2 separate regions of the Homo sapiens genome follow, and region 1 is linked to region 2. Evidence: read pairs that join two places in POLR2A ChIA-PET (ENCODE). Cell type or tissue: PC-3. All regions are shown on one strand.

Region 1 (5,000 bases), 51 kb after region 2:
TTTCTTTCCTTCTCCAAATGTGAAAAACAAAAATGTGACTGAGTACTGTATGCTATTGTAAGATTTTCCATTTATAGAGTCTTATAGTAATATTCATTCAAGTCCTAATTTTCCAAGGTTATTTTTAACCTCAGTAACAGTATGATTGTTCTACTTCACTATGGTAACCATATAACATCAATTTTCCAAGACAGCCTCAATTTTAATTGACTTGTCCCTAATTTAGACCAAATTTTAGACTTATCCCTTTTGTAAGTTTAGGGAATATGATTACCCATGTATTTAATTATCCCCTGTCAGTGTCTCTCTTTCTTGATTACAATAACAAATTCGACATGAAAATAAAAGAGTAAGGAGAGACCCAGATTTTAATATTTCACATCTTTGTACTTGGCAAATGGTCTCACAAGCTGACATGGTGACAGAAGAGTTGGAGGCTCACAGAAAATCTACCCATTAAGTAGACACAGATACTAGGAGATATTTGGCTACGTTAACGGACCACGCAGAGTTCAGAAGGCCTGGAAAGAAAAGTCAGGATTGTTTTATTTTTAGTGGCATTTTCAAGTGAAGATACTAGGGTCCCTATCAGGGGAGAGAAGCCAACTAAGTTTAAGAAGCCAGAAAGGCTGATAGTTGTCTTCTGGGAAAAATATACAAGGGCCACAAGACCTTGGTAACCAGACTGAGGTCCCAGGTACTACACAGGAGTCCACATAGAAAAGAGAAAGAAGAGGGCAAAGAAGGTTATCAGAAATGCCCAATGCTGGATACAACGATATATGGAAGAAAGGAAAATGTTTATTACTTTTTTATATATTGACTATAGGCATCATGACACTGTGTTCCTAAATCCTTTAGTATACATGATCAAAATAAAAGTAGTTTTTAAACTTTGTTGTATTATATTCCTCTTTCAAAAAAACTGCTATAAGCTATGAAGTCTTTCAGAAAAAAAATGCAAACACACAATATTGTACAGTTCATTTCAGGGGAATCACAGCTTCCCAGAAAGTCATCCACAGACTTCAATTCAAAACCTTTAGCAAACAGAGATAATGTCTTTTTAAGATAACCTAGGAGTACAGTGCCTGCAAATGCCAAGGCTAGTTGGCAACTAAGAGTATTTGGGTAGCCCAGTGACTGCAGGAGACTCATTCTAGAACTGGGAGGATAATTAGTAAAGTCAGTCTCATGGGGAGCAGAAGTTGTTCTGTTTGGTCTAGAAAGTGATGTAGGGCTTAGATTTGCGGTATGAAAATCAGTAGGCCTGGCTCTTGAAAGCTCAATCCGGCAAAGGCTGAGAAATGATGTGTTCAATGAGGTGATGAGGTTGATGTAAACAAAAAACCTACTGCCTGTGCACCATGACCTACACCACAGACAAAAATAAAGTCGGGTTTTTCTAAGGGTCAAGCATGAATAGTAAAGGTCAGAGAAGAGGGTTCTGCTAATGGCATTTGGCAAAAGGTAAAAGAAGGAAAGAAAGGTGGTGACCAGATGTTCTCTATTCAGAATATGTAAAAGGGAAATTACATTACAGTAGTTGGAATTCAAGTTATATAAAAGGAAAATCTTCCATCCAGTGAACTTTGTAAAGCATGAGACCTAGTTACTGATGGACAGACACTATTATTCTCCTTCCATGAATTGTTCAAAAATAGAACAGATATTTGTGTGTTTTTAGAGATTTGAATATAAAGTTTCCAGAAACAAAAGTTCAGGATGGGCATTCATGGAGATATTCAAATTCCTTGAAAGACTGACATATCCATCTATTTGATATTTATTTCATTATAAAAATGTTTATAATTATTTTTAAATCCATTGAATTCCTCTAATCTGACACTTCACCCAAACTTTTCCATAAAAAATTACCGAGAATAAGAATTGCTTGATGTAACTCACAATCAATATAATCATGCGGATTCCATTCAGCATCTTTAGTGTTCTTACTAATTCTAACTAACTTGTATTAAGAACAATTAATACTGAAACCATCAAGCTGTTGCCATCAAGTTATGTATCCCTAATTGAAATTATATTTTTAAGCAAAATGATTCTGATATCTACATACATATGTTGAAAATAACATCCTAAGTAAGTACATTCTGGAAAACTATGCAGAAAATAATGGAAAAGTAAATACAAAAGATGTTCTGGAAAGACTGTTAGAAAAGTAATGAGATTTACAGATTGACTAAAACACCAGGAAAACCTCCAAAGAATATTTGACATTTGGTCAGTCAGTCAGAGGAGAGTTGGCAGTTGGTCAGGAAAAATGTGAATCATAAAAGTCTATCTCTTCCATTATACAATGCATATGAATCAGATGTCTGTTAGCTCGTTCTTGGTCTCAAACCTAAAGTCAGCAACTGCTTTATTTATTTGGCTTCATGACCCAGATTAGATTTCCTGTTCTTTCAACTTGTAATACGTGTAGCTCACACTCACACAGAATTTGGGGTAGAGTGTAATGATCCTCCCATCCATTCACACCATCTTTTATTTTGGCCAGTTGCTGGGGCAAAATTGCCATGTCTATCACCTACAGCAGAAATTTGGTCTTCCAGCCAAATATTAGGAAGCACAGTAGTGACTGCTATGGCAACAGACTAAACAGACCATCTAAAAGGTAGCTGGAAGAAGAGGTAAGCTATTTCAAATACAGAGAGGTAGGAAAGTTTAAATTTCTCAAATCCTAAAATATGAAAACCAAGAGCATACACATCATAGTTATGGCAATCTTGATGAAAATATAAATAATTATTTTCTATTATTGTTTTATCAATATTACTTTCTAAGAATTTGTTAAATGACTTAATCTCAGCTTCTAATGAGCTACAAATTCAAAAGAAAATTTCAAAATAATAACGCTTGTCCAGTTTCCAAATGCTGACTCCTTAAATAAGATTACATACAAATAATTTGAAATGATTTCATTCCTTTAGAGTTGTTCCCATCTAGCCTTCCAGTTGAAAAGAAAAATATTAGCAGCACCAAATGTAAGCAACAAAGGAAGAAAGGACACCACCTGTCCAAACCCTACCTTCAGTTTTTTTCTCTGAAAGCTTTTAGTTTTCTTGGTCCTTCCATTATAAACAAACACACACACAGACAGATACACACACATACATGCACACACACACACACATACACACTAGTTTACCAACTTTTTATCAGGACAAAGTTTTTTTAGTCACTTGTACAAAAGTATAAGATGATTGCCTGCTGTATTTGTGGGGTTGGCTGAAACTTTAAAACTGATCACGAAGAGAAACAGCATTTATGGTTCACCGACTAGTTCTCTAAAACAGTGAATCTAAGCCCTGTCTGGCTCAGTCTTCTTTATAAAAAATATTTTTTTAACATTCTTGTACTATCATGAAATTTTCAGAACATATAACTTACACACATACCTAATTTTAAATCCCTATATTGTTCTAATTACATAAGAACAATATAATCTAATTAATCCCTATATTGTTCTAATAAGAAATTTAAAAGGAATTTAAAATAAAATAAGTATTTCAATATTCAGATCCTCAACCATGATGACACTAGATGATGGGGACTAATAAGATTCTCATTATCAACCAATATGGATTTATAATAAGTAGGACAATATTCATCTGGTTATTGCAGATGCATTCTGATATTCAACATCTAGATATAAAAACTAAATTATTATGGTCAGATTAAATGTATGTCACAGTTGCATTCCAGAGAAATTTATTACATATTAAAACTATTCAGAAAATAATTGGTGTTTGCATATATAATGAAGTTGTTCCTATGCTCAAATAATTACAAATGGATTTTGTAATTGAATGACTGGCAAGACCTTCAGTCAAGCAGGACATAGGAGAATTCTTCCCTGCATTCCAGGAAATAAAGCATCTCCAATTTCCAGCCACTTGATGTCGTTTCAATTGTTATAACAAATAAAATGCTCTCAAAAACATCCAAAATTCCCCTAGAGAGAAGTATCCCATCCTCCACCACCAACCTTGAGAACCACAGGTCTAGAAGGAGATAGCTGGGCAACTTTAAACCCATATTGGATGTAAGGTGGGACATGAAGTGTTTCCTTTGGGGAGATTATAACAGAATATATGTGTGCCATTACAAATACAGTCATGTACTGCATAATACTTTAGTCGACAGTAGACAATATATACAATGGTAGTCCCATACGTTTATAATGGAGCTGAAAATTTCCTATTACCTAGTGACGTAGCTTTCCTAACATTGTGGTACAACTCATTACTCACATGTTTGTGGTGATTCTGGTGAAATAAATCTACTATGCTGCCAGTCACATAAAAGTGTAGAGTAATGCCCTAGGTCTTCACATTCACTCACTACTCACTCACTCAGAGCAATTTCTAGTGCTGCAACCTCCATTTATGGTACATGCCCAATACAGGTGTACCTTTTTAAATCTTTTATATCATATTTGTTACTATACCTTTTCTATGTTTAGATAGATTTAGATACACAAATACATACCATTGTGTTACAGTTGCCTAGAGTATTCAGTACAGTAACATGCTGTAAGGTTTGTATCCTACGTGTGTAGTAAGTAATCTAGGTTTGTCTAAGTACACTCTTTGATATTTGCACAGAAGAAATCACCTAATGAAGCATTTCTCAAAATATATCTCCATCATTAAGTGACACATAACTATACTTTCAAGTTCAAAGAATTGGAATATGCAAACTATGCTCTCTGACTATAAAGAAAATAAATCAAAAGTCAATAACAAAGATAAGTTTTAAATTAAGTATGTTCTCTGACTATAAAGAAAATAAATTGAAAGTCAATAACAAATATGTTTTAAATTAAGTATGTAAAAAATCAATTGCATTCTTACATACTAGCTACAAACAGCTAGAAAATACGTGTGTAAGATACAATTTATAATAGCAAAAATACAAAGAATGAAAGAAAATATAACAAAATGTGTAAAATAAGTCCAAGAGATAATATTATAAAA
Region 2 (5,000 bases):
CTTGACTAAATCCAAATTCATTACTGCTCCCCTCCAACCCACCCTCCTTTGCCTAGTTACCCCCTTGTTACCTCCAATTCCAGTTCAAAAGTCACTTCCTCAGGGTACTCCACATAGCAGGAACCAAGGATGTTTTGTTCATTGTTGTACAGTGCTTTGCACAATGTCCATTACATAATAAGGAGTCCATACACACTTGATTTGAATGAATGAACAAACAATCTATAGAAGTACAGAGGAACAGGTCATTAATTTTGTCCAGAACTCTCAGTTTAATGAAGGAGCTGACTCTTAAAGAATGAATAGGATTTTGTCAATAAAAAGGATGGCAGAAGAGGCAACAGATGCAAAACAATGGAGGGATGAAATACTTCAGGAGAATGAAACAAGAACTGCAGAGCAAAGGTCATGGTGCAGAAGGGACTGGAAGTTAGGAGGCAGGATAAGGGCAGTGATAAGAATAGAAACGAAGGATTGGGAAAAGAGCTGAAAAATTCTATTTTGACCAGAATTTGAGGAATCTGAACTTTATCCTACAGGCAATGAGAAGCCACTGGATGTGAAAGTTAAGGAAGAGAGATGATCTGTGTTTTAGAAAGTATACTACATTGGTTATTGAGCTATTGATTCTCATTTTGAATCCATACTTCTGTACCCTGTTCTGGTATGCTGACACAGGGATGCTGCAAATCTTCTTTTATCAGCTGGTTCTTTGGATTATAAAGGGAAACTGGAAGAATGGAAGAAAGGAAAAAAGACTCCCTTTCTCCTGTTTGCTTTGTATTTTTGTCAACATCCTCTTACCATGGCACCAGAACTTTTTTTGGCTTTCCCACAACTGGCCTCATCTGGCCCCCTCGGAGGTACTAGTAGCATGCAGGCAGTGCCCCTTCTTCCAAGTCTGAGCCCTGCTTCATGGGGGTCTTTATTTTAATCTTCTACTTTCTGAAAACTTCAGCCTTCTGCCTCTGTTCCCTGCACTATATAGGTGGTAGAAGCTTCTACAGTGATTCCTTTTATTTTTTAAGTCCTCTAACAACTGATAATCAATACAGTATCAATTCTTTATATTGAAAAACTCAGTTTGGCTTCTGTTGCTCTGACTGGCCCCTGACTGACATAACCTCTTTACTGTGGATTAGAAAATGGAATGGGAAGAACTAGAATTAGGAGACCAGTTAAAAAGCTGTTTCAATATTCTAGCCAAGAGATAAAGTAAGTCAGTGGCTATCCGAGTGAAGATTGATTAAATGATAAAAATAATAATATCTAATATTTCTGTAGCACTTAACATATACAGGTACTGTTCTAAGTTCCATAATCCCCATGACAGAGGTACTATACTTATTTCCATTTTATAGACCAGAAATCTGAGACCCAGGAAGTTTTCAAGTAATGAGCCCCAGGTCACACAGATAGTAGTGCTGGAGACAGAATTTAAACCTCAGTCTTTTGGTTCTAAAGAACTTCCTTTTAACAACAAAAAAGGGTTGAATTCTTGAGGTACTTCTGAGAAAGAAGCAACAATATTTGGATGCTAATTCAACAGAAAGGATCATGGAGAGGGAGAAGTCAGAAAATCTTACAGACTCTTAATTTTGGCTGAGTAGATGATGAAGCTTTTAACTGCAATGGAAAACAAAACAGAAAGATCAGTTTGGGGTTCCTGATAGGAATAACTAATTAATTCAGTTTTGAATATTTTGAATTAAAGATGCTTATAAGAGTGATGTCAGCTGAAAGTTAAATTTGAGTCAGGTGCTTTAAAAAAGTTGACACTGGAGATAAAGATTTCAGAGCCCTGAGAATAAAGAGGTTACATGAAGCCATGAAGGCAGATGGTAATGCCGCCCTGAAAGGGAAGCTAGGGAAAAAGAGTGAGCTGAGTTTTCAGGCCGTTAAATATAAATCCTCCTGGTCCTTTTTTCTACATAAAGAATAGCAAACAGTCTTCAGAAGAAATATATATTAAGCAACAAAATGAAGACATGAGGGATGAAACAAAATGTATGTGGCATGACACACAAGAAAAGTATGAAACTATTCAACTGTTTCTTTTTTCTTCTTCTTTTTTGGAGGAAACAAAAAGAAGAGGAAAAAAGGAAATAAAGAGAGTTTAAAATGAAATGCTTTAGTTCCTAACTGAAATGCAGGATCCCCAAGATTGATTATGCTCCTTAGAACGCTTTGGCCGCAGAGACTGGAATGACATCAGCAAACCAACCCTAGCCGAGGAGAATGAGTCATATTTTCGTCTGTTTTCACTTGATTAAAATATTTTACATTTGTTGAGCTTGAAAAAAAAAAAAAAGGACAGAGGAAGCCATTGAAAGTGGAAAACTGAAAATCCAAATATGGTGAATTTCTGACTCACCAGAATTGCAGCATCATAGGAACTAATAACTTTGATTTAAAGAGACATTCACAAAACAAAAACCAAAAACTTTTATTCAATAAATAATTCTCCAAATTCCATCAAAGTGCTTTAGGGTTTTCTTTAATGTTTAACTTAATACCAATGGAGAAAACACTAAAAGAAGGTCATCTATAACGTTTTTCAAAGTATGAAGTTAAAATCTTGTCAGCTATATTTAAGCATCATCTGGTCTTTATAACTCATTTTGTCCAGATTAGTATAAACTGCTGGTTTTGATGGTTCAAATGTGTCTAAATATTTGCTTCTCTGGAACAGAGGAGGCAGGAAAAGCAGAGTGAAGGGGTGGGACCGAAGGTTTGCTTCTTTATGGGGATCTATGCCAAGTAATCTGCAAACAATCCACTTCCTGGCCAATGACTGCTAACTGATTTCCCCAGGATTTTTTTTTAACTGTAGCTGCTAATACTGCCCTTTATCGCCATTAGCAATTAGAGATTTATAACTAAGCAGACTTCACTTGGAAAAGAAATCTATTACTGCAGACTTCAGGCAGTTATTTTTCTAAGTATGTGAATTATTGTGAGGCTCAAATCATATAAGCGAAAGACGTGGGTAAATTGTGAAGCCCTATATAAACTTCAGTTATGATTTGTTTAACAGGCCAGAGCATATAGAGATCATCTAAAATGGGAGTAACACTGTTCGGTATCATTTCAAATTAAGAAATCCTGATGCTTTCCAAAATTTCATTGTTCTTTATCCTATAATGACGTTCACTAAATATTGTTCATCAGTAAAACTTACCAAACTCTCCAACAACCAGTAGGTGGGTCTCTCCAAATATAATCAAAACACATATTTTAAAAACTTAAAAACTTTTCTCACCTTAAGTTTAAAACTATATTGTGCCAAAAAATTAGATGATAAGTACTGCACTGTTAAAAATCATTATCATTATTATAGAAAGTGTAGACCAAGAGTTAAAGTTTATATATTAAGAATAGTTCTTATATATCAATGAGAATAAGGCAGAGACTCCAGTAGAAAAATAGGCAAAACTACAGACAGTCCATATATTTAAAAAATATAAATGGCCACAAATAAATAGATAAGAAAATAATTACCAGCTTACTAAAAATCAAGTAACAAAAACTAAAAAACAATGAAGTAATATTTCTTACATTTCAAATTAACAAAGATTAAAAATGAAAATACTCAGGGGGGAGGGAGCCTGTGAAGATGACAGATACAGTGACTGCATAGTTTTTGGCTCTAGCAGAAACCCTACATTAAAAGAGCAGCAAGAAAGTAAAACCAAAAACTCATGGACAACATTTTTAACAAAACTTGATGGCAATATATAAATGTGTGGGTACAAACCACCAATAGCCTCGAGCCTCTGTGATTTGAGAAGCTGTGCAAAAGAAAGCAAGGAAAGTGCATTTGATGGACTTGAGAAATGACAGGACAACCCCAAAATAGCTGCCAGCAAGTATTCACTTAAAAATCCCATAGCCCACTTTGAGATCAAAGGCTTAGAGGAGGAGGTGGCACAGTGAGGGGATTATTTTATCACTTACGTTGTTTAGAATAACCATTGCAGGCTGATAATACAAAGCAGATCAACCTTCAGTAGTTCATCTGTATTTTACCTCTACATAGACAACGTGGCCTCCTTCCTGCCTGTACCTAAGGCAAATTGCTTCCACTGCCACCTCTATACCTTGAGATGCTACCGAGCTTACTGGAACTAGGAGGCATTTTGTCAAATACAATAGCAAATGAATGAAAAAGGCCCATCAAATGGGCTGGGGCAATCTGTCTCCTGTGAATTCTTAAAACTTGCTGGGCGCGGTGGCTCATGCCTGTAATCACAGCACTTTGGGAGGCAGAGGTGGGCTGATCAACTGAGGTCAGGAGTTCAAGACCAGCCTGATCAACATGGTGAAACCCAGTCTCTATTAAAAATACAAAAAATTAGCTGGGCGTGGTGGTGGGCGCCTGTAATCCCAGCTACTCAGGAGGCTGAGGCAGGAGAATTGCTTGAACCCAGGAGGCAGAGGTTGCAGTGAGCCGAGATCGTGCCACTTCACTCCAGCCTGGGCAATAGAGCAAGACTCAGTCTCAAAAAAAAAAAAAAGTATCTGCCAGGGCTCTCCTCCAGCACAGGCCCCTACACTGAGATGACACTGATAGGAGCGAAAGAAAAATTGAATGGTAGATGGGCAATAGAGACAAAGGAAAGGCAAGACCAAGATAAATTGGGGTGGCAAGAGGAGGGGGAAACAAGAGAATCAGGAACTCTCAAAAAGTAAGCTGCTATAATTTTTAACACTATAAATATAGTGTTAAATATATATATATATATATATACACACATATATATATTTTTGGAGATGGAGTTTCGCTGCTGTTGCTCAGGCTGGAGTGTGACAGCGCGATCTGAGCTCAATGTAACCTCTGCCTCCTGGGCTCAAGCAATTCTCCTGCCTCAGTCTCTCAAGTAACTGGGACTACAGGCGCATGTCACCATGACTAGCTAATTTTTTAGATTTTTAGTAGAGACGGGGTTTCACCATGTTGGTCAGGCTGGTCTAGAACTCCTGACCTCAGGTGATCCATC

Evidence for each region. Peaks named below come from ENCODE experiments on the same cell type or tissue, not always from the same donor. Only the 100,000 strongest peaks of a DNase experiment are listed, where the experiment ranks them.
Region 1: POLR2A ChIA-PET joins it to region 2 with 5 read pairs; 4 of 35 experiments call an interaction of 5 or more read pairs at or near these places.

The regions. Positions count from the first base shown.
Region 1 is chr2:189,259,234-189,264,233 of GRCh38, forward strand. It overlaps a transcript of COL5A2 not described here. Among named protein-coding and RNA genes, the nearest start is that of COL5A2, 82 kb to the left of the region's middle. In PC-3, no CTCF peak of the experiment used is centred here; a DNase peak (open chromatin) is centred at 2,328; H3K27ac peaks cover 1,355 bases.
Region 2 is chr2:189,208,136-189,213,135 of GRCh38, forward strand. It overlaps a transcript of COL5A2 not described here. Among named protein-coding and RNA genes, the nearest start is that of COL5A2, 31 kb to the left of the region's middle. In PC-3, no CTCF peak of the experiment used is centred here; DNase peaks (open chromatin) are centred at 2,286 and 2,756; H3K4me3 peaks cover 1,626 bases; H3K27ac peaks cover 2,903 bases.